Regions from separate parts of the Homo sapiens genome. Here region 2 is linked to region 1. Evidence: chromatin loops called from intact Hi-C (ENCODE). Cell type or tissue: heart right ventricle. All regions are shown on one strand. Each heading gives the region's core, and the rest is flanking DNA. Links, peaks and the distances in the headings are about the cores only. Region 1 has its middle 17 kb from the start of TBL1XR1. Region 2 has its middle 40 kb from the start of LINC00501.

The links. Hi-C counts contacts between places; a loop is a spot of excess contacts. Peaks named below come from ENCODE experiments on the same cell type or tissue, not always from the same donor. Only the 100,000 strongest peaks of a DNase experiment are listed, where the experiment ranks them.
Region 2: a loop joins it to region 1, with 2.6 times the contacts of the local background. A loop is called at or near these places in 2 of 110 quality-filtered maps.

What each region holds. Positions count from the first base shown.
Region 1 is chr3:177,206,066-177,222,043 of GRCh38, forward strand. No RefSeq gene overlaps it. Among named protein-coding and RNA genes, the nearest start is that of TBL1XR1, 17 kb to the left of the region's middle. In heart right ventricle, for the core only: no CTCF peak of the experiment used is centred there; no DNase peak of the experiment used is centred there.
Region 2 is chr3:177,326,771-177,342,748 of GRCh38, forward strand. No RefSeq gene overlaps it. Among named protein-coding and RNA genes, the nearest start is that of LINC00501, 40 kb to the left of the region's middle. RefSeq lists enhancers at 7,259-7,358, 11,911-12,205, 12,063-12,162 and a silencer at 10,331-10,625. In heart right ventricle, for the core only: no CTCF peak of the experiment used is centred there; a DNase peak (open chromatin) is centred at 7,625; H3K27ac peaks cover 2,500 bases.

The sequences.
Region 1 (15,978 bases), core at 7,871-10,370:
TTAAGCATGTTATCAACTCTTTTCAAGGTATGTTAACATGTAATTGTCTCTGATTTTCTCAACAACCTGAAAAGGTAATGCCTCAGTCAATTTGGACTGCTATAACAAAAATACCATAGACTCGGTGGCTTAAACAACAAACACTTGGCCGGGCGCGGTGGCTTACATCTGTAATCCCAGCACTTTGGGAGGCTGAGGCGGACAGATCACCTGAGGTCAGGAGTTTGAGACCAGCCTGGCCAACATGGCGAAACCCCATCTCTACTAAAAATACGAAAATCAGCTGGGTGTGGTGGCGCATGCCCGTAATCCCAGCTACTCGGGAGGCTGAGGCAGGAGAACCAATGAGCCGAGATTGCGCCATTGCACTCTAGCCTGGGCAACAAGAGCAAAACTCCGTCTCAAACAAACAAACAAACAAAACACTTATTTCTTACAGTTCTGGAATTTGGGAAGTCTGATAGCAAAGTGCCAGCATGATCAAGTTATGGTGAGGGCCTCTTCCTGGGTGCTGCTGACCATCTTCTTGCTGTGTGTAAGTGGTGTAAAACAGTAAGACAGGAAGCAAGCTCTCTCCTGTCTCTTGTTACAAGATTACTAATCCCATCATGTAGGCTGTGACCTAATTACCTTCTGAAGGCCCCACCTCCTAATACCATACCATTTAGGGCTAGTGTTTCCATATATGAATTCTGGAGAAACACAAACATGTTGTCCATAACAGGTAAATAATATTATTATCTCTATTTGATTTATGAAGAAACTGAAGTAATAAGACCATATAGTTTGTCTAAGGTCATGCTGCAAATGGCAAAACAAGGATTTGAACTCAAGGCCAAGTGCAGTATCTGCTTTTCCAATGAATAAAACTAAGCAGATCAAGGCAGGAAAATTCAAGTGTTTGCTAAAAAGTACTTCAGTGAATGAGAAGAGCAGAGAAATGCAAAGTGGAAAAAAGGAGAAACTGCTTGAGGAGAAGAACCACATCTTAATCACATTTATGTGACCCACATATTTTAGGCTAGAATCTAGAAAAATGTTTGCTGAATGCAGGCGTAATTACGATCAATCTGTTGGATTCCATCTGTTGCATGCTTTGGTACTGTTAGTGTATCTACTGATTACAAAAGGAAGACCTTTGTCTCACTCACTCCCTACCCCTCTCACCATCCACCATCACCACCCGTGCTGCCTCATGGCAATTTAGGTATAGGGTGTTCTTTTTTTTTTTTTTGAGATGGAGTTTCGCTCTTGTCACCCAGGATGGAGTGCAGTGGCATGATCTCGGCTCACTGCAACCTCCGACCCCTGGGTTCAAGCAAGTCTCCTACCTCAGCCTCCTGAGTAGCTGAGATTACAGATGCCCACCACCACACCCAGCTAATATTTGTATTTTAGTAGAGAAGAGATTTCACCATGTTGGCCAGGCTGGTCTCAAACTCCTGACCTCAGGTGATCCACCCGCCTCAGCCTCCCAACATGCTGGGATTACAGGGGTGAGCCACTGTGCCCGGCCCGGGTATAGGATATTCTGTGTGTGTGGGCGGGTTGGGGTTGGGGGGAGTCTCACTCTGTCGCCCAGGCTGGAGTACAGTGGCATTATCTCGCATCACTGCAACTTCAACCTTCTGGGTTCAAGCGATTCTCCTGCCTCAGCCTCCTGAGTAGCTGGGACTATAGGCACACACCATCACCCCCGGCTAATTTTTTTGTATTTTTGGTAGAGACAGGGTTTCACCATGTTGGCCAGGCTGGTCTTGAACTCCTGACCTCAGGTGATCCACCCACCTCGGCCTCCCAAAGTGCTGGGATTACAGGTGTGAGCCACTGCACCCGGCCAGTATAGGGTATTCTTGAAGACAGGTTTTGTGGGCAAAGAAGACAATGTATAGTAATTCCATTTCATTTATTACAAATTTGAAAACCTACTTTTCCTTTGAGCTTTGAAATTCAGGTTACAAATCTAACTCTGTTTTTTAAGAGAATGTTTACAATTTGGTTAATTAAATTTCCTTGAATTATTAAACTACATTAATTCATTTAATGTATTCAGTCTTTTTAAAATACTTCAGTTGCTCAACAAAGAATCACAAGTAGTTAAGTAATGCTTATAAATATGATAAATTATAAAATATGAATCAAGTTCTCTTGAACATTACAAAAATGTTTACAGATTTAATAAAATTCTCATATATTTTCACTTAAAATCATGAATCTGAATTAATTACAGTTTTCACTTAGGTGTTTTAAACTGGTTTCACAAGGATAACTTGTTAGAAATCCTAAAATGTCGAATTACGTAAAAGATTACAAATAGTTAAAATACCAAATACAAATATGCACAAGTATTTCTAAACATAAATGAAAACAATAGTGGCCACACACAGTGACTCACGCCTATAATCCTAGCACTTTGAGAGGCCAAGGCGGGCAGATCACTTGAGGCCAGGAGTTCAAGACCAGCCTGGGCAACATGGCGAAATCCCATCTCTACAAAAAAATACTAAAATTAACTGGCTGTGGTGGTGCATGCCTGTAGTCCCAGCTACCGGGGAGCCTGAGGTGGGAGGTTCGCCGGAGCTGGGAGGTGGAGGTTGTAGTGAGCCATGTTTGCGCCACTGCACTCCAGCCTGGCTGCAGAGAGACCCTGTTTCACAAATAAACAAATGAATAAGTAAATACAATAAGACGATGGGTTTGATTTGTTTTATCGCTTTGACTTTATGCTCTCCTAAGGCTAAAAAAAACCTAATGCCTTAAATAAACAATTCTACTGGCCCAGGTGAGCTGAGTTGCTGTCTTAGTCAGTTGGGAGTGCTATCACAAAATACATAAACTAGGTGACTTCTACACAACAGAAATTTATTTCTTCTAGTTCTGGAGGCTGTGAGGTCAAAGATCAAGGCACTGGCAGATTCGGTGTCTGGTCAGGGCCTACTTCCTGGTTAATAGATGGCACCTTTCTGCTGTGTCCTCACATGATAAAAGGGGCAAACACACTCCCTCGTGCCTCTTTTATGAAGGCACTAATCACATTCATGAGAGCTCCCAAAAGAGCTCCAAGTCTTAATATCGTCACCTTGGGGATTAGTATTTCAACATATGGATTTTGGGAGGCCACACACATTCAGATTATAGCAGACACCTCTCCAGTGGACTGAGTAGCTTATTGACCTGAGTGGTTCTGGCTGGAGATGCAGACATCAGGGCGGTTTTTCTCAAAGCTGCTAAGATGTGCTGAACACTCCTTATGCCAGCCAATGGGAACACTAAGGTCCTGCCTTCAAATGGGATGGTCTTGCTACAATTCAAGTCCACAGATTCAGGTTGCACCACTTGGAAATGATATGAACTTGCACCCCTCCTACCAGATTGCTGAGACACATGACTGAGCTCAATTTGTATAGTACTCCGTTTTAGCCTGAATCTTTGAATTGTTTTCCTCCTGATGGTGCTTCAATTCATATAGAAATTAACTGTATATTGCTCATGTTTGTGGCTGGCTCTGTAGTTCCAACCACCCCCACCCCACCCCCAATATTGTTATAGCTACTAGAAAGTAAGCCAAATGCACTTTCTGAGATTGTCCCAAATATCTGTTGGTCAGGTAACAGCCATTATAACAACTATCATTTCCTTATGTCAGCATTTCCCAAACTGTATTCCGCTCATAATGGGCACGTAGTCTGTGCTTCTGGAAGTAAAGAGTTCCAACATTAAGGATGTTTGGGAAATGTGACGTTTTTATTTTCCTTGTTGTTGTTGTTTTTTGGGACAAAGTTTTCCTCTTGTCACCCAGGCTGGCCTGCAGTGGTGCGATATTGGCTCACTGCAACCTCCGCCTCCTGGGTTCAAGCAATTCTCCTGCCTCAGCCTCCTGTGTAGCTGAGATTACAGGCCACAACACCCAGGGATTGTGCACCACGACATCCTGCTAATAAATGTTAAATTCACCTTCTAGAGGTCTGCATTGCTTTTTAGCATATAAAATACTGAAAAATCTTGCATTGTAAAAATCTTATCAGCCATGAGGCTGTGGCGGGAGAATCGCTTGAACTCTGGAGGGGGTGGTTGCAGTGAGCTGAGATCGCGCCATTGCACTCCAGCCTGGTCAACAAGAGTGAAACTCCGTCTCAAAAAAAATAAAAAAATAAAAACAATCTTATCAGCCTATTGAACACTTCTTAAAGACATAACTTTTGGCCAGGCGCGGTGGCTCATGCCTGTAATCCCAGCACTTTGAGAGGCCGAGGTGGGTGGATCACCTGAGGTCAGGAGTTCGAGACCAACCTGACCAACCTGGCAAAACCCCGTCTCTACTGAAAAATACAAAACTTAGCTGGGCACGGTGGCAGGCGCCTGTGATCCCAGCTACTCGGGAGGCTGAGACATGAGAATAGCTTGAACCCAGGAGGCGGAGGTTGCAGTGAGCTGAATCGCGCCACTGCACTCCAGCCTGGGCAACAGAGTGAGACTCTGTCTCAAAAAAAATAAAAGACATACCTTTCAAGATCATGCAAAGTTTGCTTTCTGTGGAACACAGTTTGGTAAATTGTGTCTCTATTTGGTAAAATGTTTTTATTTTATTGCTTGATCTTTTGTTTTTAATTTTTTGTAAGATCAAAGCTTGGATATGCAACCAAATGGACTTTTTTTTTTTTTGGTTTTGAGAAAGGGTCTCATTCTATAACTCGGGATGGAACTCAGTGCCGTGATCTCGGCTCACTGCAACCTCTGCCTTCTGGGCTCAAGCAACTCTCCCACTTCAGCCTCCCAAGTAGCTGGGACTACAGGCATGCACCATCACACTCATGTAATTTTTGTATTTTTTTGTAGAGATGGGATCTTGCTATGTTGCCCAGGCTGGTCTCGAACTCCTGTGCTCAAACGATCTCCCCACCTCGGCCCCTTAAACTGCTGGAATTACAGACATGAGCCACCATGCCCAGCTGGACTTTCTGGTAGTTCCCTCCCACTAAACTTGTCCTACCTAGCCATAGGCAGCCCTTCCCTCCCAGGGAAACTGCTTATCAAGGGGCAGAGGACAAGAGAAAGTATGTGTCCTGAGGCAAGGCTCCTTCAAAAAGAGAGGGAAAGTCGCTGAGCACTTGTACTCACTCACGTCCTTCCTATAATCTTGTAAATCACTTGTTCTCTGAGGAAAGGGGGAACCTGCAAAGACTACAGAAAGCTCCTCCTAGGGCATAAGAGCTTTCTCTTTGCTATGGTTTGAATATGGTTTGTCCACACCAGAACTGATGTTTATAAATTTGATCCACAATGGGTTGCGTTGGGAGGTGGTGTCTAGTGGGAGGTGCTTGGCTCTTGGGGGTGGATTCCTCATGAATGGCTCTGTGTTGTTCTCTGGGCCGTGAGTGAGTTTTTGCTCTCTCGAGACTGGTTTAGTTCTTGGGGGAATGGATTAGTTCTCACTAATAAAAGAACAGGTTTTTATAGAGAAAGATGTCCGTCAGGGTTTTACTTCTTCCCCTGTGTCCACTTCCCTTTGACCTTTCTCCACGTTATGATGCAGCATGAAAGCCCTCAACAGCAGATGCTGGCACCATGCTTCTTGAATTTCCCAGCCTGCAGAATCCTGAGCTAAATTAACCTCTTTTCTTTATAAATTACCCAGTTTCCGGTGTTCTGTTACAGCAACACAAAACAAGTACACTCCCCTTTATAGATAGCCTTCTAATATTGTGAGTCTTCATTGAGCAACAAACTAGGAAGACAGTGCGTGCCAGTACTGAGTTAATTATTGCCACTGAACAAAACAAACTTTATTTTATGCATATTTAGCAATAGGTGTAACAGCCACAGGGATAGATTATAGGCCAGAGAAACTGGGTTTTAGACACAGCTCTACCTTCACTGTTGTATGTTCTCAGACAGGCATCAAATGGCTGAGAAACGCAGTTTCCTTACTGATAAAATTGGCCCCACATTAACAACAAATTTCCAGAGTGGATAGTCAAAATACTTATTGACCAGTTCTATATGCCTTGCAACCAATCAGAACAGAGAGCAGAGGGTACACCACACCCAACCATACAGCAAATTGGCAGCCTCCCAGTTCATTTCCCTCACTCAGTCAACATTTGCAGTTGCCTGCCATGTGACGTCTATGTACCGGGGCTGTTGCATGTGTCAAATTAAATGTTTGTGAAAGCAGATCATAACCTCCATACAAAAGCAAGGTGTTTTTAGTCATTATTCTCTGTAGGAAGACACAAAGAGTAAGGGAAGTGGAAGCCTCTCATAACATTTCACCTGTTTCAGTTTTGCCTACCCTATTGGGTGGCCTGGCCTCAGTTTGAGAGCTCACCTCCCCTTGAGCTATATAACAGCCTAAGGACATGGAGAGCTGGGCCAAGACCAGCCAGGATACAGCTTAACCTCAAACCCTCAAACAATAGTGAGAGCTAGCACTGTCTTGAGTACTTACTATGTGTTAGGCCTTGTTCAAAATAATTTCATGCAGATTAACTCATGTAAACCTCACCACAGCCTGAAGTAGGGACTGTTTTTTTTTGTTTTTTTGTTTTTTTTTGAGACAGAGTTTTGCTCTTGTTGCCCAGGCTGGAGTACAATGACGCGATCTCGGCTCACCACAACCTCTGCCTCCCAGGTGCAAGCAATTCTCCTGCCTCAGCCTCCCGAGTAGCTGGGATTACAGGTATGCACCACCACGCCCAGCTAATTTCATATTTTTAGTACAGACAGGGGTTTCTCCGTGTTGGTCAGGCTGGTCTCGAACTCTCGACCTCAGGTGACTCGCCCACCTCAGCCTCCCAAAGTGCAGGGATTACAGGCGTGAGCCACTGCACCAGGCCATGAAGTAAGGACTACTATTATCTCCTTTCCACAGATGAGGAAACCCAACACACATGGATTAAACGACCAAGGTTCCTTAGCTAGTAAATGTCAGAGGTGGATTTTTATCTAGGTAGATGAGGTCATGCCTTTAACTACCACTCTATACTACAAACAGATCCAAGCCTGGCAAGGGAGAAAGAAAACTGTTGAAGGGCTGGCATCCAGAGAGCATTATGGGTCACGAAGGTGAGCCCAGAGTTCTTATAAATCCTCTCTTAGGACCATAGGTGTCATAACCCAAAGGGGTTAACCCAAGGAGCAGACCTCTCCAGTGCTTTTGCAGAGGGTACACAAGAGTGTCCAGAAGCCCCTGGTTGATGGGAACCCCTTCCCCTAGGCGCTGAGAACTGGAATACCCACTGCCTGGGTGGCTGGGGAAGGGCATCTCTGTTCCCTGGCCCCTTAGTCAGGGGAAAGTGAGGAGGGGAAAAGGAGAAGAACCAGAACAGCGGCTCCTCTCTCTAGTTGGGAAAAAGCAGTCAATTCAATGGGTTTGCCTTTGGGTAGGAGGATTAACTCTAATTATGGAGTATATAAACCAGGAGCTGAGGGCTGGGGCGGGCTCCTTTCTAGAGAGCATGAAGAAGGGTTAAAGAGGAGTAAGGCAGAGAAAGGGAGGTGTGAGGGCTCAGAAGCTGGCGCCAGCAAACTTTTACTGTAAAGGGCCAGATGGTAACTATTTGAAGCTCTGTAGGCCACGTTCTCTGTTGTCTCCCTCTTCCCCCTCCCCCAACCATTTAAAAACGTATGAATTATTCGGAGCTCTGGCTTCAGTTGGATTTGGCCTATGGGTTCGAGTTACTGATTTTCTAACCTGAAGAAATAATCTGTCAACCTCCCCATTTTACCTGAGTCTGATCCTGCCCTCCCTTGCAGTGCTGGCCATTTAACTTGAAGTAGGGCCTCCCAAGCAATGAGAGAGGCATTCAGATGAGGAAAGGGGCATAACGTTCTGACTGTGGTGAGGCTTCATGAAATTTCAGGTATGTTCCACTGAGGTACTTTAGGACTAACACTGTTTGGCGACCTGAAGGTTTGCTCTGGGGATTTTTATGCCACACATAGCTGCATGCATGAGCAACTCTGCAAGAATTATGTTTCATGCCACATTCCATTTGGGAACTTATGCCCAAGACAATATTGCAGAGCAATGAAACCCAGCATTACTGTATTCCAGGAAAATGGAGTAGCAACCTTTCTCTCTTAGTAGCCAAAAATGGAATATCTCAATGTCTTCAGGAAGAGCTTGCCCTCAGTAAGAAGAGTTTTACCTGTTGGTAAACCTGACTCTCAGATAAAATGCCATCTTTACAGAGCCTGGCTTTGCAATAAGAATACACAGTTGTAAAACCGGGCGTGGTGGCTCACTTCTGTAATCTCAGTACTTTGGGAGGTCAGGCGGGCGGATCACCTGAGGTCAGGAGTTCAAGACCAGCCTGGCCAAAGTCTTCTCTTCCTACCTTAAATTTGAGCTACTAAGCGCTAAAGCTATTCTTAAATAACAAAAAGAAATGGCTTGAAGGCCAGGAGGTGAGAGGAAGGGAGGGAACTTATAAAACACTTCTTTACCTAAGAATTGATAGAAAGCCATGACTTCCAAATACTTATTAGAACTTTGCAATACATTTAGGCTGGGTGCAGTGGCTCATGCCTATAATCCCAGCACTTTGGGAGGCTGAGGTGGGTGGATCACCTGAGGTCAGGAGTTCAAGACCTGCCTGACCAACATGGAGAAACCCCGTCTCTACTAAAAATACAAAAATTAGCCCAGCATGGTGGCGCACGCCTGTAATCCCATAATCCCAGCTACTTGGGAGGCCGAGGCAGGAGAATCACTTGAACCCGGGAGGGAGAGGTTGCTGTGAGCCGATATTGACCATTGCACCCTAGCCTGGGCAACAAGAGCAAAACTCTCTCAAAAAAAAAAAAAAAAAGAACTTTACAATACATTTAATGTGAGTTAACGTGTCAGGCTACTTGTAATGGAATACAGGGGAAGGTTATTGGTGTAAGGCAAAGGACAAAAGAGTGTTCTTTTTTTTTTTTGACACAGAGTTTCACTCTTGTTGCCCAGGCTGGAGTGCAACAGTGCGATCTCGGCTCACTGCAACCTCCGCCTCCCGGGTTCAAGCGATTCTCCTGCCTCAGCCTCCCGAGTAGCTGGGATTACAGGTATGTGCCACCACGCCCGGCTAGTTTTGTATTTTTAGTAGAGACGGGGTTTCTCCATGTTGGTCAGGCTGGTCTCAAACTCCTGACCTCAGGTGATCTGCCTGCCTCGGCCTCCCAAAGTGCTGGGATTACAGGCATGAGCCACCGCGCTCAGTCAACAAAAGAGTTTTCAACAGGAACATGATATTTGGGAAGAAAAAATAAGAGGGGAGACGGGCTGAGAAAAGCTGCAAGTGGGGAAGCTTTGGTCCCCATGGCCTAGAGGCCTGAAGTGGGCCACTGGCCAGGCAGAAAAGGCGTGGAAACGATTTCACCTGTTTCACAATTGTCTAGAGCCGGCCTGAAGGCATCTTGGGGAAGCACCCACTGAGCTCACTGCACTGGCCCTTTCCTGGGGAAGCTCAGGGAGAGCTCCCTGATAAGGGCTCCTGTGTCGAACAAGGTATGTGACTTCAAAAGGTAGTAAGAGAGTTGTCCCACAATAAATTTTAGTATTATGTTCTGTGGAGGTTGTAAATTATAAATAATTTTCTACTTTTAGTAGTCTAGGTAAGTAAATACCTGGAAGCTTTGACATGAATTTCATCTTAGAGATCTTTTTAAATTCTATGAATTGATTAAAATATGCATATTTGCAAATTAGACCTAGGAACAGTATCTGTCATCTCCAAAACCTCCTAACTACTCTCCTACCTACTTGCTGGCTTTTCTCCAAAACATTTGCACAAAACAACTTTTAGAAACCTCCAGTGCTGGCCAGGCATGGTGGCTCATGTCTGTAATCCCAGCACTTTGGGATGTCAAGGTGGGTGGATCACCGGAGCTCAGGAGTTCGAGACCAGCCTGGCCAATATGGCGAAACCCTGTCTATACTAAAATTAAAAAAAAAAATTAGCCAGGCATGGTGGCGGGCACCTGTATTCCCAGCTACTTGGGAGGCTTAGGCAGGAGAATTGCTTGAACCCTCGAGGTGGAGGTTGTGGTGAGACAAGATCACACCACTGCACTCGGCAACAAGAGCAAGAATCCATCTCAGAAAAAAACAAACAAGCAAACAAAAAAAACCCTCCAATGCCTTGCCAGGCAGGGTGGCTCATGCCTGTAATCCTAGCACTTTGGGAGGTTGAGATGGGCAGATCCCTTGACTCTAGGATTTCCAGACCAGCCTGGGCAACATGGTGAAACCCCATCTCTATAAAAAATACAAAAATTAGGCCGGGTCCGGTGGCTCACGCCTGTAATTCCAGCACTTTGGGAGAATGAGGTGGGTAGATCACGAGGTCAGGAGTTCGAGACCAGCCTGACCAACGTGGTGAAACCCTGTCTCTACTAAAAATACAAAAATTAGCCGGGCATGTTGGCGCATGCCTGTAGCCCCAGCTACTCGGGAGGCTGAGGCTAGAGAATCACTTGAACCCGGGAAACAGAGGTTGCAATGAGCTCAGATCACATCACTGCACTCCAATCTGGGTGACAGAGTGAGAAACAAAACAAAACAAACCCCACAAAAATTAGCCCAGTATGGTGGTAGATGCCTGTAGTCCCAGCTACTTGGGAGGCTGAGGTGACAGGATGGCTTGGGCCCAGGAGGTCGAGGCTGCAGTGAGCCGTGATAGAGCCACTGCAGTCTTACCTGGGCAAAAGAGAGAAACCCTGTCTCAAAAGGGAAAAAAAGATAGAGTTTTAAGATAATAATTTTATATATATATATATATATATATATATATATATATATATGGTTTTTTTTTTTGAGACGCAGTCTTGCTCTATCGCCCAGGCTGGAGTGCAGTGGTACAATCTTGGCTCACTGCAACCTCCGCCTCCTGGGTTCAAGCGATTCTCCTGCCTTAGCCTCCCGAGTAGCCGGGACTACAGGTGCTCGCCACCACATCAAGCTAATTTTTGAAATTTTTTTTTTTTTTTTTTTTTTGAGACAGAGTCTTGCTCTGTCGCCCAGGCTGGAGTGCAGTGGCACAATCTCTGCTCACTGCAACCACCGCCTCCCGGGTTCAAGCAATTCTCCTGTCTCAGCCTCCCCAGCAGCTGGGACTACAGGTGTCTGCCACCACGCCCAGCTATTTTTTGTATTTTTAGTAGAGACGGGGTTTCACCATATTGGTCAGGCTGGTCTCGAACTCCTGACCTCAGGTGATCCACCTGCCTCAGCCTCCCAAAGTGCTGGGATTACAGGCGTGAGCCACTGCACCCGGCTGTATTTTTTTTTTTTTTTTACTAGAGAAGGGGTTTCACCATATTGGCCAGGCTGGTCTCAAACTCCTGACCTTGTGATCCACTCGCCTCGGCCTCCCAAAGTGCTGGGATTACAGGTGGGAGCCACCAGGCCCAGCCCAAGATAAAAATAATATTTTAAAGAGCTTTTAAGCTGAAAGCAGAGCATTTATTTGCCAGGGGTATGAGTTCTACCATTGGGTGTAGCTTGGTAGAAACGTTGAGAAGTGCTTTAAAAAGAGGATTATAAAACACATCCTAAATATGGAAGGATTCCTTTTTTTTTTTCTTTTGAGACAGAGTCTCTATCACTGAGGCTGGAGTGCAGTGGCATTGTGTCAGCTCACTGCAACCTCTGTCTTCTGAGTTCAAGCAATTCTCCTGCCTCAGCCTCCCAAGTAGCTGGGATTACAGGTGCCCACCACCGCACCCAGCTAGTTTTTATATTTTAGTAGAGACGGGGTTTCACCATGTTGGCCAGGTTGGTCTTGAACTCCTGACCTCAGGTGATCCACCCACCTTGGCCTCCCAAAGTCCTGAGCCACCATGCCTGGCCTTTTTTTTTTTTTTTTTTTTTTTTTTTTTTTTGGACAAGCTCTTGCTTTGTTGCCCAGGCTGGAGTGCAGTTGCAAAATCTCGGCTCACTGCGACCTCCACCTCCCAGGTTCAAGCAATTCTCCTGCCTCAGCCTTCTGAGTAGCTGGGACTATAGGCGGGCACCACCACGCCCAGCTAGTTTTGTATTTTTAGTAGAGGCGGGGTTTGTCTATATTGGCCAGGCTGGTCTCGAACACCTAACCTCAAGCGATCCGCCGGCCTTGGCCTCCCAAAGTGTTTGGATTACAGGTGTGAGCCACTGTGCCCGGCCTAGGGTTCCTTTTACTATAATTCTTTTTATTTTAATTTTATTTTTATTATTTATTTATTTATTTTGAGACGGAGTCTCACTCTGTCACCAGGCTGGAGTGCAGTGGCGCAATCTCGGCTCACTGCAGCCTCCGCCTCCCGGGTTCAAGCGATTCTCCTGCCTCATCCTCCCAAGTAGCTGGAGCTACAGGCGCACGCCACCACACCCAGCTAATTTTTGTATTTTTAGTAGAGACGGGGTTTCACCATGTTGGCCAGGATGGTCTTGATCTCTTGACCTTGTGATCCACCTGCCTCGGCCTTTCAAAGTGCTGGGATTACAGGCGTGAGCCACTGCACCCGGCCTATGATGATTTTTTTATTTTTTTATTTTATTTTTTTTTTTTGAGACGGAGTCTCCCTCTTTCACCCGGGCCGGACTGCAGGGGCGTGATCTCGGCTCACTGCAAGCTCCGCCTCCCGGGTTCACGTCATTCTCCTGCCTCAGCCCCCCGAGTAGCTGGGACTACAGGCGCCCGCCACCTGAGCCCGGCTAATTGTATTTTTAGTAGAGACGGGGTTTCACCGTGTTAGCCAGGATAGTCTCGATCTCCTGACCTCGTGATCCGCCTGCCTCGGCCTCCCAAAGTGCTGGGATTACAGGCGTGAGCCACCGCGCCCGGCCTGATGATTTTTTAAAATGTGAGATTAGAATATTAGTAATAAGTAAGATCCATCTCCGCACCCTAGCAATTTCTTTAGCCTAAATTAACACGTGGTAAAACATTGTTTTCTTTTCTTTCTTTTTTGTCTTTTTTTTCTTGAGACAGAGTCTCACTGTGTCACTCAGGCTGGAGTGCAGAGGCGCAATCATGGCTCACTGCAGCCTCTACCTCCCCAGGCTCAGGTGATCCTCCCACCTCAGCCTCCCAAATAGCTGGGACTACAGGTGCATGCCACCAAGCCTGGTGAATTTTTTTTTTTTTTTTTTTTTTTGTAGAGGCAGAGTTTCTCCATGTTGCCAAGGTTGGTCTCAAACTCCTGAGCTCAAGTGATCTTCCTGCCTTGGCCTCCCAAAGTGCTGGAATTAGAGGTGTGAGCCCCTGTACCTGGTCAAAACATTGTTTTGTACAGTGAATAGTCTTGACTTAAAAATATATATACCTATATTCTGGATTTATAGAGGAAATATTTGAGCTAGTGAAGTGTTAAGGAAAGTCCAGTACTGTATTGGCAGAGAGAGGTCAGGCTTGCATTTGATAAACACCTCAAATGAGCTTCATTTGATCTAAACGAGGCACATAATAGCGTATAAGCAAATGTTAACAAAAGGTCCACTATAACCAAAAAGTTTAATAAATCATATTTTATTACTTTTCACAGAAATATGCCAGAGAAATTTGAAAATTTATTTGCCAAGAAAAGTAGGAATAGTATTTAGGGCTCTGGCCAGCTTTGGATTTGAATTCAAGTTTTTGACCTAAAAGCTTCTCAAAACTTGTGTTTTGCCGGGCATAGTGGCTCATGCCTGTAATCCCAGCACTTTGGGAGGCCAAGGCAGGCAGATCACCTGAGGTCAGGAGTTTGAGAGCAGCCTGGCCAACATGGTGAAACCCCATCTCTGCTAAAAATACAAAAATTAGCTTGGCATGGTGGTGGGTGCCTGTAATCCCAGCTACATGGGAAGCTGAGGCCGGAGAATTGCCTGGGAGGCAGAGGTTGCAGTGAACTGAAATCGTGCCGACTGTACTCCAGCCTGGGCAACAGAGTGACACTCCTTCTCAAAAAAACAAACAAACAGAAAACTCTTGTGTTTTAAAGAAAATGCTGATATCTGGAATAGATACTAATCAACAGTACACACACACACACACACACACACATACACACAGGAGGGAGAAAAATAAAAATGTAGGATACAGGTTAGGGATTCATTTCTTTTATGTGGAGAGTGTTTTCTTCAACCATAGTTTTGTGATTCAGCATTCATAAAATAAATCGTTTACAATTTGGGCGAAATAACATCAGGTTCCTGCAGGGCTATAGAAAATGACTTGTGGGGGCTAATATGAAATAAGGGTTGAAACAGTACACAGCCTTTGTTCTATTCCAAGGGGTTGACAGTCTTTAGAAGGTTCACGAACCACTGTTTATGACTCACTCGCTTCCACCTACACTTCCTCTCCACGTTCTTCACATCACTAGGGCTTGTTGTATTATCCTAGTTTTTGAAATCCATTGCTTCCCACAGTTCTCCAATCAAATGCCTTCTCTGTGGGGACCTCGAGAAAGATACACTAAGGTATGGTGAACCAGGTCATTCTTCACCCAAAATGACCTAGTTCTCCTAAGTGACTAATTTCTTGGTCGTCACTGAGGTACCAATCCCTTCTGCTGGCCTTGTGTGCCCGATCCTCCCCTGCTCTCAGTTACCTCAAAGCAAGCTTCCAGCTTGTTGCAGGCTGTTTTCTCTCCTCCAAACAATCAGGGCCTAACAGGATTTGAAACTTGTTTTGGTTGTTCCCAATCTAAATATTTCCTCAAATCTATCCAGCAGTACTTACTCCATCCAGTTACATTTCATCCTAAGCCCCTAGTAGGGAGGCCGGGCCACCTTCCTGCCTTCCTTCTGCCTAGATTCCCTGATCACAGCATTCCTGTTGCCCTTCCATTCAGGAAGGACATGGACAGAGGGTGGTCAGAAGCCCTGTCCTATATCCTAACCAGAGGGCTGAAGCCTACCTCTGAACTGGATCCTGCCAACCTATTTTCCTGGAGGCAGAACTCTGTGTCACCTCTTCCAGTGCAGATAACTGAACAGTCCTACTTTCTCTGGCCTGTACTTCCCCACTTATTCTCCCTGCACCTGGCCTTCCCCCTTCCTCTTCTAGACTTTCCCTGAATTTGTAGTTCCTCTGTTTGAGCCTCAGGTCTGATTTTCAGCCCTAATCAGAATCCCTTGTCTGTGTCTGCTTTGACCAGAGAGGTTGCAAGTTTCCTACTAACCCTTCCTTCATTCACGTCCTGTCATTCTGGCTAACAAAAATTAGCTGGGTGTGGGGGTGCACGCCAGCCAAGCTTCTTGACACACATGTACATGCTCGTGTGTGCACACTCCTGCACGTGCACCCTTACAGAGGAAGTATTCAGATCGCTTTTTGCACAGCTAGGGTATGCAGATTCCTCTTTTTTTTTTTTTGAGACGGAGTTTTGCTCTTGCCCAGGCTGGAGTGCAATGGCACGATCTTGGCTCACTGCAACCTCCGCCTCCCGGGTTCAAGCGATTCTCCTGCCTCAACCTCCTGAGTAGCTGGGATTACAGGTGCCCACCACCACTCCCGGCTAATTTTTTTGTATTTTTAGTAGAGATGGGGTTTCACCATGTTGGCCAGGCTGATCTTGAACTCCTGATCTCAGGTGATCCACCCACCTTGGCCTCCCAAAGTGCTGGGATTACAGGTGTGAGCCACTGCTTCTGGCCTTTGGATTCCTTTTCTACTAACAGAAAACCCTGGCATCCATGGAATAATAATGGGGAATAGTAACAGCAATTTTATCTTCATAGGGAGACTGCTTCAGAGAGGGTATAAAAAGCTGGGGAGCCAACGGTAGACTTGCCTTCCACCATTATAGAGCTCTCCCAACTCTACGACTTCCTGACTACTACCCATCTCAAATCATATTAACACTGGACAACTCTACTACCAAGTGTGTATGATGCCACTTCCTCTGAGCAGGAAAGGAACCTACTCTCTGCCCTTTTTCTTCCTCATTTGACTGCCTTCCCCATCAGCACCCACCTAGGCTCCCACACTTCTCCCTCCTCCCAGGGTAGTTCCTAGTAGTAATTCA
Region 2 (15,978 bases), core at 6,337-8,836, 120 kb after region 1:
GTTCAGCCAAACCATTAGCCATTATACACGAAGCAGTAAACGTCCATCCGTATCTCAGGCCATCTCTCAATCCAAAGCGGACAAGGAGATAATGTTGCTTAAAGTCTTTCCACTGAAAGGATTTCTCTTTTCTTTTTCTTTTTCTTTCTTTTTTCTTTTCTTTTCTTTTTTTTTTTTTTTTTTTTGGTAGAGACAGAGTTTCACCATGTTGGCCAAGCTGGTCTTGAACTCCCAACGTCAGGTGATCATCCAGCTCAGCCTCCCAAAGTGCTGGGATTACAGGCATGAGCCACTGCGTTCGGTCAGGATTTCTCTTTCTTAGTGTGTTTGTTTGTTTTAGCACACTTCTTATCGTGGCTATAATGCTCTATTCCTAGCTTGCCAGTGTACTGGAAAAAAAGAAATCTATAAACCAGATTCTTCTTCAGCAATTTGTTCACAGGGAGATCACCATAAAAACCTAACACTGGATGAAGGAAAGATGGCAATGCTGCAGAAGAATGTGCCATAGGAGCCCGAGCCTTCAGTACACGTGACTACATTGTTGCTTCAGAATCTGCTGGAGTCTGGTTTGGTGTGTACCATTTCCACTTGGTGATGAAGTATTGCCATGCATGCTTAATTGTGTGGCCTAATGAATCAGATAACACCTAGTCAATTGTGGGCAGCTCAGGTGACATGGCCAGGTGTTCAGTCTCTATAAAGCTCAATAGTGGCCAGATGTGGTAGCTAACGCCTATAATCCCAGCACTTTGGGAGGCCTGGAGGGGGTGGATCACTTGAAGCCAGGAGTTCAAGACCAGCCTGGCCAACATGGTGAAACCCTGTCTCTTCCAAAAATACAAAAATTAGCCGGATGTGATGGCGCACGCCTGTAATCCCAGCTACTCGGAAGGCTGAGGCAGGACAATTGCTTGGACCTGGGAGGCAGAGGTTGCAGTGAGCCAAGGTCACGCCACTGCACACCAGCCTGGGCGACAGAGCGAGGCTCTGTCTCAAAAAAACCCAAACCAACAAAGAAAGAAACAAACAAAAGCTCAATAGCAAGACAGGAGAAGTTTCTTAAAAGGAAAACAGTTATCTAGAAAAGAGGCCACATCTTTACTTCAAACGCTAGGAATATGCACATGGTTATCCTCTTAAGGTTTGCCATAGGCTCCACACAGCATCCCTGTTTACTATAGAAACATCAGGTGCTACTGGATCTGCTGGGCCACATGGCCCTTGCCTTGCACGTGCTGGTGCTGGATGCGTCTACAGTCTACATTCCGGACTAGCTCTCAGTTGGTCACCACTCAAAGCTGGTTGTATTAATATTATGCTAAATTGGTCAGAGCAGCACACTCAAATGTGCTGTATCTTGCCTCCAAAATAGAGGCTAACACTGAAAATCTTTCTTTGTTATAGTTGGTGCAAGGTACCAACTTGTCTTCCACTTTGTGGGGAATATCTTAATATGATCCAGAATGTTAGATCTCTAGAAACTTCACTCAGGTAGCTGGCTTCTGGATTTCATGGGGTTAATATTTCTACCTTCCGACAAGCTTGTATCTTTTTTTTCTTTTTTTTTTGAGATGGAGTGTCACTCTTGTTGCCCAGGCTGGAGTGCAATGGCGATCTTGGCTCACTGCAACCTCCGCCTCCCGGGTTCAAGTGATTCTCCTGCTTCAGCCTCCTGAGTAGCTGGGATTACAGGCATGCGCCACCATACTCGGTTAACTTTGTATTTTTAGTAGAGACGGGGTTTCTCCATGTAGGTCAGGATGGTCTCGAACTCCGGACCTCAGGTTATCTGCCTGCCTTGGCCTCCCAAAGTGCTGGGATTACAGCTGTGAGGCAATGCGCCCAGCCTCTTGTATCTTAACTAGGCACCTGATATACATGCTACCTACTGTTCCTTAGATCCAGACATCATGATGTCCCCCATGCAGTCGACCAGTTTGATCTCTAGTGGAACCAAGGTTCCTGCACACTGGATTATGACATGAGACTCGACATAGCCTTGAGACAAGATGATAAAGGTGTCTTCTGGTAGTCCCTTTAAACTGATGTAGAGAAAAAAGCTTAAATTACTAGTTGCCAGAATATAGGACCATCATATAGAAGGCTGGGCTTGGATCTTAGAGACAATGGGAAAATAATTAAAATAATGTTCTTCACAATTAATAGAAAGTGGGAATATGCAATATGTAATGTGGTAGATGGGGGCGGGGATGGAAGAGACTTTAAAAAAATCCAGATATGATTGCTGGATCTTTATTTAAAAAACACAATGTTATATAACTTTTGTGCCCTTTTTTTTTGCTAATTATAAAATGCTGTCACATCCTCAGATTATATGGAAAAGTATATGAATTAAATAAATGGAAAACAAACTCTATAAATGGTACAGGGTTATTGCTGTTTACTTTCGTCCTCAAACTAGACTTGTAAAATAGTTGGGCTAATGCTTAGCCTCATTGTGCAGATGAGGAAAGCGAGGCTCTCTGTATTTAGGTAACTTGTCTAAGTTCTCACAGCTGATCAGTAATAGAGTTTCAAACCAAAACCAGCTATCTTGATTGATACATTGATATTGGTGATATTGGCCAGCCGTGGTGGCTCACACCTGTAATCCTAGCACTTTGGGAGGCCCAGATGGGCAGATCATGATGTCAGGAGTTCGAGACCAGCCTGGCCAACATGGCAAAACCATGTCTCTACTAAAAATACAAAAATTAGTCGGGCATGGTAGCGGTCACCTGCAATATCAGCTACTCGGGAGGTTGAGGCAGGAAAATCGCTTGAACCTGGGAGGCAGAGGTTGCATGAGCAGAGATTGCACCATTGCACTCCAGCCTAGTGACAGAGCAAGACTCCGTCTCAAAATAAATAAATAAAATAAAATAAAATAAAATACAATAAAATAAAAAACAAGATATTGGTGATATTCTTACAATGTGTGCCTATGTTTGCATAATTGAGATATTAATTTATATTTTCTTGTTTTATTTTTCTCCTTTTTCCCCTCTCCAAATGCTAACCCAAGATTTGCTTTGGAAGAAAGAACGCTGCAAATCCTAATCCAAGAATGCTTAGGAAGAAGGATAGAAGCAGAAACAGGAGAGAATGGAGAGACTCTTTAAGATGAAGAAAGAATGTTGGCCTTCAGCGTGTTCTTCAAGTAAAGACCCATGCCCAGCACTCTTGAAGCATGTTGGGGAGGAGCTTGGAGAGGAATAACTATGTGGTAAGAGGCTGAATATTAGATTTGGAATCCTTCAGCCCTGGCAAAGATTTCTGTGCCAGGCTTGGCAGGAATAAACAGAGCTGTCTGACCTTAAGGGATCGCAGGAGTTTGGACATGAGTACACAGGTGGTGATCGCTATGAATTGAGGACAAGAGGCTAGGTCCAAATGAGGTGCTCTGGGTAAGTTCCCAGGGGCTTTTGCACAACATTGGAAGGCCCAGTAAGATGAGGACTTATAATCAAGTGTATTTTGATTTTCTTTTCTTTTTTTTTTTTTGAGACAGGGCCTCACTCTGTCACCCAGGCTGGAGTTCAGTGGTATGATCTTGGCTCACTGAAACCTCCACCTCCCTGCTTCAAGTGACTCTCCCACCTCAGCCTCCTGGATAACCGGGATTACAGGAACCCGCCACCGTGCCCGGCTAATTTTTGTATTTTTAGTAGAGATGGGGTTTCACCATGTTGGTCAGGCTGGTCTTGAACTCCCGACCTCGGGTGATCCACCTGCCTCGGCCTCCCAAAGTGCTGGGATTACAGGCGTGAGCCACCGCACCCAGCTGTATTTTGATTTTCAACCAAAATGAAGTATTGTGACATTTTTCATACATTCTTGTTTGTGGAGTAAAAGTCATACGTCCTACTTGTATATTTGTGGGTGCAGAAGAAGAAAGCAGGACAGCAATGGTGATGGGAGTGTGATTCTGGGTATTAGAAAGCTTGAGAATTTGCATCATATCACCAAGGGCTTAAAGGGAAAAGAATGACCGATTGTGCCCCTTAATGTCACTCTCAACTCCATATGTTTTCAGTTTATTACTGGTACGTGCCAATGGCTGATTCACTTAGCTGTTTGGAAGAGAGTGCTAACGAGGCCAAGGTCAGGGTTCTCATTTCCATATCGTCAAATACACTTAGTGAGAGTACTTCAGCTCCAGTCGCCACAGATTAAATCCCTAACTCTCACCAACTGTCTCACAGATATGTGTGCTGGGTTATTGGAGGCCAGGTGAGAGTGTGTGAATGGGTCAGCACAAAGCTTTACCGCCACCAAGGACAAAAACAAAACAGATGTCCTGTTGACATCCCTGTAGTTTGTGTGAATGCTTATGAAGGAGAGAGCACGCTGCTGCCATGTGAACTAATTCACAAAACAAATACAGCAAGCCAAATTTCTCTAATTTTTGAAGAGAATCTGATATCATTTCACCCATAATGTAACACATGTTGTGGTGTAATTTACAAAAATAATGCAAATTTTAAGAAGCATATTAAAAAAATCTGCAAAATGAAGATGGGGATTCTAAGATTACCTTTTAAATATAAATTCTAGAAAAGCAATGTAATTAGAATTTGCCGGGTGCAGTGGTGCATGCCTGGAGTTCCAGCTACTTGGGAAGCTGAAGTGGGAGGATTGCTTGAGCCCAGGAGTTTGAGGCTGCAGTGAGCTAGGATCATGCCGCTGCCTGGACAACACAGTGAGACCCCTTCTTTAAAAAACTAAAAAAGAACACATAAGACTTTTAAAATATTTAATTATGATTTAATTTACATACAATGCACTGACCTTAAGGGTTCATTTTGAGAACTTTGGCAATTGTATACACCCACATACCCACTACTCAAAACAACTCACTCTGTCACCAAGGCTGGAGTGCAGTGGTGCAATCTCAGCTCACTGTAACCTCCTCCTCCCAGGTTCAGGCAATTCTCCTGACTCAGCCTGTAAAGTAGCTGGGATTATAGGTGCCCGCCACCAGGCCCAGCTAATTTTTGTATTTTTAGTAGAGATGAGGTTTCACCATGTTGTCTAGGCTGGTCTCAAACTCCTGACCTCAGGCAACCTGCCCACCTAGGCCTCCCAAAGTGCTGGGATTAAAAATGAATCTTTTTTTTTTTTTTTTTGAGATGGGGTCTCACTCTGTCACCCAGGCTGGAGTGCATTGGCATGATCTCGGCTCACTGCAACCTCCGCCTCCTGGGTTCCAGCAATTCTCCTGTCTCAGCCTCCTGAGTAGCTGGGACTACAGGCATGCACCACTATGCCCGGCTAATTTATTTTTTGTATTTTTTAGTAGAGATGGGGTTTCACCATGTTGGCCAGGCTGGTCTTGAACTCCTGACCTCAGGTGATCTACCCACCTCAGCTTCTCAAAATGCTGGGATTATAGGCCTGAGCCACTGCACCCAGCCAGGAATAGCATATTTTAGTTTTTTTTTTTTTTTTTTTTTGCTCACAGGCATAGAGTAAATTGCACAGGAAACTTCTCTGATTGAATATTGGAGGTCATCTTTTGGTAAGTGTGGCACACAATGAATCTAGGCATCATAAATTCTAAGATGTAAATTACAAGAGCTTTGAAGTTTGAAATGATTCTCCTAGGCAATGCATTGCACAAAAGAGCAGAGTGGAAATGTCATCATTTATGTTTTATTTTGGAGAATATCATTTCCTCAATTCTTTCCTTCTCTACTTTGCTTTAGCAGATTTTGACATAAAAGAAACCTCATATTCTTTATAGATATAATGTGGAAGTCTAATATTTCAGAATTCAGAATAAAACTTTCTTTCGATGCCTTTAATAAGATCTTAAAGCATTTAAAAAGCATTAATTAAGCTTTACACAGCAACTCTAAGATGATTTGATCAATTCGAAAACATAATTGTAAAGTCTGCACTCAACTTTCAATTACTATATGTCCCAGTGGAGAAAAAACAGAGATAATACAAACCACAGATAATAACCAAACCATTTCTACTCAAGGAACAATGGCATAGATACTTTTAAAAATGCAGCTAATTCCAAATAATTTATATTTGATCTTAGAATGCATTATATGATTTTCTTTCATGAAACCATGTGGAGATTTACTATTATAATTATGCTTTATTTAAATGAAAACTACAATTAATTCAGTCTCCATATACACCGATTATTGGAAGGAAGAAATATATAAAAATTACAGGCTGTGTGTCAGAAGGAAGTGGTCCACAGATGTGTTTTTTTGCCTGTTTACAATCTGGAAAGTGAAGTCATCTACGTAAGGTTGCATTTCATAAAGGTTTAGAGATGAATGAGTTCTGTTAAACTACATCAGCCCAACTCATTTGATAAGTAACAATGAGGCCCACTAGAGTGACAAATGACCTGCTAGGGCTGTCTAATGACAGTATTATTTACAATCAAAAAAGAGAGCGAGAGAGCCTGAGCACAAAAGTCTAAATTTTTCACAACTGAAGAATGTTTGAATAAATTATGAGCCATCAACTTCATGCCATTCAACTGCCATTAAAAAGAAAAAGTAAGTAGATAGCAGCAGCCTTAACTGAGATCCCTTCTTCTAAGATAAGCCCTTCTCTATTTCCCATATCTGGGATGGAGGCCCCTTAGGGATTCTACCTTTGAGATTGAATATACCCTATTGTAATTATATACTTAATTGTATTTTCTCTGGGTGGTTCTAAGCTGTTTGAGGCTTGGGCAATCTTATTTATCATTTTATTCCCAGATCCTAGCCAAGTGCCTGGCCCATTATTATTGTTCATTAAATATTAATTTCAATGGAATAGAATGTCATTAATACCAACAAGAAAAATCAAGAAAAAATGTATTCACAGCTAAACACAAAGTCTCAGACTCTCTCCCTTTCTACAACTATGTCCTTCTATATTTAGCCCTGATCCTTTCTTATTGGGTTACTCAGCTTGTTACCCAAGAACCAGAGTGATGGCTTAGAGTGACAGGGTGCTGGGCTGTCACCAATCATACACAAAGTGGACAAGGCATTGAGACGTAGTCATTTTGACAGAGAAGTGACATTTTGATACAGCCTAAAAACAAATTGTTAAATTTTCAGCTTTTAAAAAGGACCAGTAAATGTGTGCAGCAGACACACTCACCTCAAACCTAAGCAAATCAAACCTCCTCAGGGACCCGTAGAGATGGATACAGCTGACAAGTTTAGTGGACAAGCCAGGGTGCAGGTCTCCTGACCTGGAGAGTAGTGCTTTCTGCCTGCCCCACATTCCATCTCAAAGGGCAGAGAGGAGAAGAGAAGCCACCAAGCATCAGCCCTGTGCTGCCTCAGGGTGCTCCCCTTGTTCTCAGACAGATCTGTTCTGCTCCCACCAACTTGGGTTTAGTTTTGCTTTAAAATTTATCTTGAGAAAAGAATGAAAACTTTTTCTTGTGGTAGGGCCAGTTGCTAAAGTCTAAGTGTCAGAATTTCATAATTGAGTTCAGATGAGGTCACTGTGGTTTGAGGGAGCTAGGGCGGGCTGTAATGAAGACAGGGTCAGCATTTTCCAGGGAGGTGGCCCAGCGGATGTTCTAGGAGGAACTTCTTAGGAGTGGGAGGGAATGGGGACACTGAGGGTGGGCCACGTCCAGAAGCCCAGGATGGCAGGTGGTTGGCATTCAGGGTATTTATCTTCAGATGTCACGTCCTCCACCACCTGCCTGGGGCTTCAATGCTCATATGGCAGCCTGCCTTTTCCTTCCCAGCACTTCCCTCGGGTTGTAATTATATATCCTATATGTGTAATTTTTTTTTTGGCCCTGTCTCCCATCAAGCAAAGATCATGCAGTTTTGTCTTATTGGCTTTTGTTGCTGCCACTCTGTCCACAGGCATAGCACAGTGTTTGGCACATAATAAGCATGCATACATATATCTTGAGTGGATAAATGATGGAATAAATGAATTAAGTCAAGTTTATTGTATGTATTTCTAGAGGGACTAGGTTAGGTTACATGGGGCTTCATTAATGGAGAAGAAGGCAAAAGCACAATTATCTAATAAAGATGGCTCGGGGCTAGGAAAGTAAAGCCGTAGATGCTGAGACTCAGAATCCAGGGCCAAAGTTATTTGTCTCTCCAGGCTGAGGTACTGCTAGGTCCTAGATTGGATTAGACCTGAGCGTAGGTGTCTTCAGGTATGCTGAACAGAACGGAGAGGTCTTGGGTCTATGCTATCTGGGAACAGTGCAAGGCTGATCCAATGTCTTTTGAACATATTTGGTTCAATTCATTCCTTTAAGCTCAGAAGGCTACTACAGGTCTCTTTTGGAGTTAGAGTGTACACGATAATTTTTCTCTCCCCTTTGCTTTCTAAACTCTTTGGCCCAGTCTGAATCATGTTATCTGAAGTCAAGGAAACACCAGTGATCATCCAAAAACATATTACCCCCACTCCATCCCTACATCTTCAAATAACGTACTGTTCTTTTGACCTACTTCTCTCCCTGTCTCTCTCTCTCATTCTCATTAAGTGGAGACCTGTAGGTCTGTGCACAGACCCTGAAACATATTCAGAATGAAATACTCAAGGTTGGCCAGGTGCAGTGGCTCGCGCCTGTAATCCCAATACTTTGGGAGGCTGTGGCGGGCAGATCACTTGAGTTCAGGAGTTTGAGGCTAGCCTGACCAACATGGTGAAACCTCGTCTCTACTAAAAATACAAAAATTAGCCTAGCGTGGTGGCACTCATCTATAATCCCAGCTACTTGGGTGGCTGAGGCATGAGAATCAATTGAGCCCGGGAGGTGGAGGTTGCAGTGAGCCAAGATTGCTCCATTGCCCTCCAGCCTGGATGACAGAGTGATACTCTGCCTCAAAAACAAAACAAATCAAAACAACCTCAACAACTGAAGGTCCTTCTTCCTTTGGCTGAATCCTTTTAAAAGAGTGGCTTCTGTTCCCACTGTAGAAAGTTGTGAAAAGAGGCCCAATGGGATTGTTCTGCAGGTCCTCCTGCAGAGTAGTGAATCACATACATTAGTTATAGGAACGCTTGTATTTGGTGATGGAGGGGCTCACACTAGTCTGGACCCTTCCTCTCGGCTGATGCTCAGCTATGGTGCTCAGTATCATTCATTCACAGGAGAGCCAGTTCCAATCGAGTTCTCTCTCCAATAAACCACACTGCTTAGGACTCACCCTTGTGCAATAAAATTGTGGCAGGGCTAAAAATAGAAACCACAAATCCTGCCTGCCAATCCTGCATTCTAACCTCTAATCTACTTGTAGCAAGGACAAATGTTTTCAGGAAAATAAAATGACACTGCATAGAACACAGTGACACAACTGTCCCTATTGTCAGAACTTCCACTCAAAAAACCTGGAGAAAAGAGGATGAATTCCATCTTCCACACCTTGGTCACCATATACCTAGTTTCAACCTTCCTCTAATTTCTAATACAATCTGAATTACAAAAGCAATGAAAAAAATAAAAAGAGAATACAAAGCAGGACGGGGAGAGAGACATAAATATCCCCCTTGTTACAACTTTCTTAATGATGGGAATTTGTCTTTTGTGTTTCAGTACAATGGAAATGGACTAACAGAAGTTCAGTATTAGATTAATAGGACTCTCACTTTGTCAAATGGAAAGCCGGTTAAGGGGGTGAATTCCTTAACCTGGATTTGAGGACAGAGGCATCCTGCTTAGTAAAAAGTACCCTCAGAAAACCTGAATGTGATCCCCAGCTTGCCACTCACATCTAGTTCAAAAGGGAACCAACTATTTCATCTCCTGCAGCCTTGGAGTTCTTATCTCTAAAATGACATGATGGCCGGGCATGGAGGCTCATGCCTGTAATCCTGGCACTTTGGGAGGCCGAGGCGGGTGGATCACCTGAGGTCAGAAGTTCAAGACTAGCCTGGCCAACATGGTGAAACCCCATCTCTACTAAAAATACAAAAATTGCAGGCATGGTGGCACATGCCTGTAATCCTAGGTACGCTGGAGGCTGAGGCAGGAGAATTGCTTGAACCTGGGAGGCGGAGGTTGCAGTGAGCTGAGATCACACCACTGCACTCCAGCCTGGGCGACAGAGCTAAACTCCTTCTCAAAATAAATAAATAAATAAATAAAATGGCTTGCAATTAACAGCCTTGTATGCACAGAACTGTTGTGAGGCTCAGTGAGACAGAATTCATGGGAAGTGCTGCATAAATGGTATGTCTATCTATAACTGAGGGATTATTATTGCTGGACACAAATTCATTTATTGTTCTCGATTGGATGTACACATAATTCAAATTCCCCAGAAAACAGCTCTGCCCTTCATTTCCAGCTGTGTGGTATGCAGCTTCTAAACATTTTTACTGAAACCTTGCCTCTTAACTGTTAGTCTTGAGGGTCTACACACAGCTCCCACGCTCAATTAACTGTTACTTCCCCAGGCAGCTGCAAGGCAGAAATTTCTGATTTGTGTTACAACCAGTCTAGCCCTCTGTGTCTTGGCTACGGACAGACATGCCTCCACAAAGACACAAACCAGAATGGAATCTAACAGGAACCTTGGTGAGAGATGTGCTCTGGGAGGAATGAGATATGAAGACAGGACTCAAGAAACGGTGGCTATAGACTTCTTATAGGAGGCTTTAACTTTCTCAGTTTTGAAATGCCATATTTGTTTTGCTGTGCGATGAATATAAGTGAATTAACAATGTGCTTACAGATTTCTTAGCTGGTAATGTGATAAAATTTAAAATATTCTTGTTTGGTATCATTTTGAAATTTTCTTGGCACTTATGAAACTAATGAGAAACACCCGCATGCTGTTGGAGAGAGTGAGTGCATTTTCAGGCCCAGCATTTGGGAGCTTCAGTCTTCCGTAATTCAATGCATGACAATAGATTTATTATTGAAGAAATGAAGAAAGAGGTCAGGCAAAAAAACCAGCAATTAATCATTTGAAGACACTGAGTCATCTACTATTTTATGTCAGAAATCTTGTAGCCATGTTTACATAATAATAAAACAGCTATAAGAGGGCAGATGTTTTAGGCCTAGACATTCGCTAGTCAGTAACATGTAAATGTGAGAGTCCTCGTGGTTACGGTTTCACACCTTTCCATGGCGGTTGCCAGTCAGTTTTTCCTTGCTGTTCATAAGCTACCAAGTAATACACATTTGTCTTCACTCTGGTCTGCAGTGAAAATAAAATGAGAAGAGAAAGAAGAAGATATGAAGTGGAACAATGTGGTTGGGAAATTCCCATATCTTTACCCTAAAAAAAAAAAGAAAAAATATTACTCTTTTAAGTAAGGCCCAAGAGAATATTAAATGCATATACTATGATTCAAAGAAAATAGTGTTACCATTTAGTCATCAAAGTGGACCTTTGGTCTTGGCAGCATGTGTGAAACTTAAGGGTGGCAGCATGTGCTCTGTTAGTGAGTACATTTGTAGCAAACCACAGGGGTCTGAGTTCTTATTGCCTAAGTGCCCATTTTCTTGGGTGTTTTGCTTTTGTCTCCAGAATATCCAGAGAATGAGTTTGTTAATAAAAAATAAAACTGGCCGGGCGCAATGGCTCACGCCTGTAATCCCAGCACTTTGGGAGGCCAAGGTGGGCAGATCACCTGAGGTCAGGAGTTTGAGACTAAAAATATAAAATTATCTGGGTGTAGTGGCGGGCACCTGTGGTCCCAGCTACTCGGGAGGCTGAGGCAGGAGAATCGCTTGAACCCGGGAGGCAGAGGTCGCGTTGAGCTGAGATCGCACCATTGCATTCCAACCTGGGCAACAAGAGCAAAACTCCGTTTCAAAAAAAATAATAATAATTTTTTTTTTAAAGAAGGGTAGCCAACAGATGAAGAAAAATAAGTAAATTCCTCCAAGATTCAAGACAAGATTTAAATACTTTCTAGCCATTTATTTTTCTAACCAGATTTAATTTGGAAGTATGAACAAAAAAAGTTATAGCATCACGCTCTGGTCAGCTTGTCTCAGATAATGGCTTGTGTGACCAGTGGAGGTCCTGGGGGAAGGGAAATTCAGAGGGCAATAAGGAACTTCTCTGTTATCTCAGAGTTTCACAATACACACAGGAAACATTTGTAGCTGGTCCTCTGTTAGCCTGAAAGATTAGCTAATCCCTTGTTTCACCATAAAATGCATTTTTAGCAATAGTTCCTGAACTGCAAGCAAAAACTCAGGTGGCCAGCTCATAGTCCTCCTAAATTACAGTTGAAAGATGCTTTGCATTGTAGATATTGGCTTGGGCAATAAGGAAACTGGTATAGTTCCTGGGGATGTGCTGGGCTGACATGAACCTCTCTATGCCCCACCACCAATGGAGCAAGCCGATTTCCATGTCCAGCATGCCGTATACATTCTACAACAGTGTTCTTAGGGTAGTATTGGATTCCTGAAGCCCAGAGATGGATTAACTGTCCAGGTGCCCCAGATGAATTCTAACTCAAATTAACACATCCTGTCTATACAACCTTTCAACTCTATATAGCAAAACTGTGACCTCCTGTTCAAACAGGAAAGATAAGCAGCCACATTTTATCATGGTGGTTCCTGAATATGTTTGCTACTAGCCTGATTTACTCACTTATAGTTTGCCCACTAGATCTTTTTCTCTAGACATAGTCATTTCTCTTTTTTCTTTCTTCTCTTTCTTTCTCTTTCTTTCTTTCTTTCTTTCTTTCTTTCTTTTTCTTTCTCTTTCTTTCTTTCTTTTCTTTCCTTTCTTCCTCTCTCCCTTCCTTCCTTCCTTCCTTCCTTCCTTCCTTCCTTCCTTCCTTCCTTCCTTCCTCCCTTCCTTTCCTTCCTTCCTTCTCTCTCTCTCTCTTTCTTTCTTTGTTACGGAGTTTTCCTCTTGTTGCCCAGGCTGGAGTGCAATGGAGTGATCTCGACTCACTGCAACCTCCACTTTCTGGGTTCAAGCGATTCTCCTGCCTCAGCCTCCCAAGTAGCTAGGATTACAGACATGCGCCACCATGCCTGACTAATTTTGTATTTTTAGTAGAGACGGGGTTTCTCCATGTTGGTCAGGCTGGTCCTGAACTCCCGACCTCAGGTGATCCACCTGCCTCGGCCTCCCAAAGTGCTGGGATTACAGGCGTGAGCCACTGCTCCTGGCTCATAGTCTTATTTTATTTTATTTTATTTTATTTTATTTTATTTTATTTTATTTTATTTTATTTTATTTTTTTGGGACAGAGTCTCGCTCTGTTGCCCAGGCTGGAGTGCAGTGGTGCGATCTCAGTTCACGGCAACCTCTGCCTCCTGTGTTCAAGCGATTCTCCTGCCTCAGCCTCCTGAACAGCTGGGACTACAGGCACATGCCACCATGCCCAGCTAATTTTTTGTATTTTTAGTAGAGACAGGGTTTCACTGTGTTAGCCAGGATGGTGTCGATCTCCTGATCTCGTGATCTGCCCTCCTCAGCCTCTCAAAGTGCTGGGATTACAGGCGTGAGCCCCTGCGCCCGGCCTATTTATTTCTAAAAGACCTGGGGGAACTTTTAAAAACTATATTTTAATTTGTATAAAGAATGTATCACAGATTTATTGTGCTGGAAGAGATTTATTGTGCTGGAAGAGGTTTTAGAGATTATCTAGCCCAATGGCCCAATGTCTTTATTTTAGGTATAAGGACATGAGAGGCCCAGAGAGGTTAAGTACCTTGCTCAAGGTCACTCAGCTAGTTAGCTGTAGTAGATCTACCATATGAGCACATGGTTAATTCCTAAAGTATTCCCACAGGTCCTCTGTATTCACAGCTCCTCATTAAGCAAAGACCTTAACTCAGAGAGCTGTTTTGTGACACATGTTACACCCAGCACTTTTCACCTTTAAGATACTGGGACAGGACCACCAAGAATACCAATGGGCTGAGATCAGCTTGGAGGGTCAGCTGCTCACAGGGTTTCCTGTGCACTAAGGCGGCATGACAGCTGGGGAGTATCTATCCTGTTTGTCTTTCTGAATAACCCTCATAACTGAGATGGCATTTGGCATAGATTCCAAATTACAAATACGATCAAATTCATGTGTGCTACCCCACAGTGCATGATGAGATTATTTATTTATTTTGTGTTAATTAATTAACTAATTTTTATTTTTTGCTTTCATTATTATTTTTAACTGACACATATTTATGGGGTACCGTGTGATATTTGGATACATGGATACAATGTATAATAATCAAATCAGGGTAATTAGCATAACCATTACCTCAAACATTTATCATTTCTTTGTGTTGGGAACATTAAAAATCTGATCTTCTAGCTATTTGAAAATATGCAATTTTTTTTTTTTTTTTTTTTTGAGAAGGAGTCTCACTCTGTTGCCCAGGCTGAAGTGCAATGGCACAATTTCGGCTCACTACAACCTCCGCTTCCCAGGTTCAAGCGATTTTCCTGCCTCAGCCTCCTAAGTAGCTGAAACTACAGGCACGTGCCATCATGCCCGGCTAATTTTTATATTTTTAGTAGAGACGGGGTTTTGCCATGCTGGACAGGCTGGTCTCAAACTCCTGACCTCGTGATCCACCCGCCTTGGCCTCCCGAAGTGTTGGGATTACAGGCATGAGCCACTATGCCTGGCCTGAAAATATGCCATGAGTTGTTGTTAGCTATAGTCACTCTCTAGTGCTGTATGAACACTAGAACTTATTCCTCCTATCTAACTATACTTTTGCATTCCTTAACCAACCTTCGGCTACCCCTCCCCCACCCTGTCCCACCTCTAGTAACCACTGTGAGATTATTTATTTTTATCCATCTTGTACCTCAATGGTTTTTGAGGTTCTCTCTTTCTATACAAAATACAAAAATATAAAATAACATTAGAAACAATTAGGGTGAGGGCAAAATTGTTTTGTTTTTGATAGAAAAATAATACAGATAGGTAAAACTGATACACAGAAATAAATATTATAAAGCTTTTGTTCTGTGTTTGGAGAAGAATGTAAAATTTGGCTCAGAGTTTCTTAGTGGCCTCAGCAAAGGGAAAAATGTGATCTATTATAAGATTCAGAATGTTTGTGAGATTTAAAAAAACGCAATTCAAGAGAAACATAGTTTTTACTCATACTAAAACCCGAGAGGTTTCTTCCTTGATAAAATCCTTTTAGTAGAGATCACAGTGAATTTCATATGGCTGTGTCTCATATTCCTCAGTGCAAGTCAAAGGCACAAACAACGAATGCAAATCAGAAAAGGCGTTCCCAGGATATTGAGCGTGGGAGCAAAACAATGGGCCCACATACACACTGGACTATTTGGAAATAAGTGAATTGTACATACTCCAAGAAATCTTCTGTAGATGCTATTCCTTAAAACCATTTGAAAAAATAATTGCTGGGCAGCAGAGAAATAAGGAATTAAATAAAGGGTTCAATGAAGATATTGCTTTCTGAGACAAAGGCTGCAAATTCTCCCCGGTGTCCATGTTCTCTGCTGCTTTTGAGGCCACAGCTAGATTGCATTTCCCAGTAGTTGGGTGTGATCATGTAACTGAAACTGGGCCAGTGGAATATGAACAGGCCTTGCCTTTAAAACCCCCATGTGCCTTTCTCACTCTCTTTTCCTGTCCAACCTCTGAACTCAGAGGACTCCATGGATCTAGAGGAAGGCAGAGCTATAAGACGGAAGGACCCTGGGTTACTGAATGACTGTGAAGAGCAGAGTTGCTGATCTACACAGGAGTGTGATATGAGTGAGAAATAAACTTTTTTGTTTGTTTGTTTTGAGATGGAGCCTCACTCTGTTGCCCAGGCTGGAGTGCAGTGGCGCAATCTCACCTCACCACAACCTTTGCCTCCGGGTTCAAGTGATTCTCCTGCCTCAGCCTCCTGAGTAGCTGGGACTACAGGTGCGTGCCACCATGCCTGGCTAATTTTTGTATTTTTAGTAGAGATGGGGTTTCACTATCTTGGCCAGGCTGGTCTCGAGCTCCTGACCCCGTGATCCACCCGCTTCGACCTCCCAAAATGCTGGGATTACA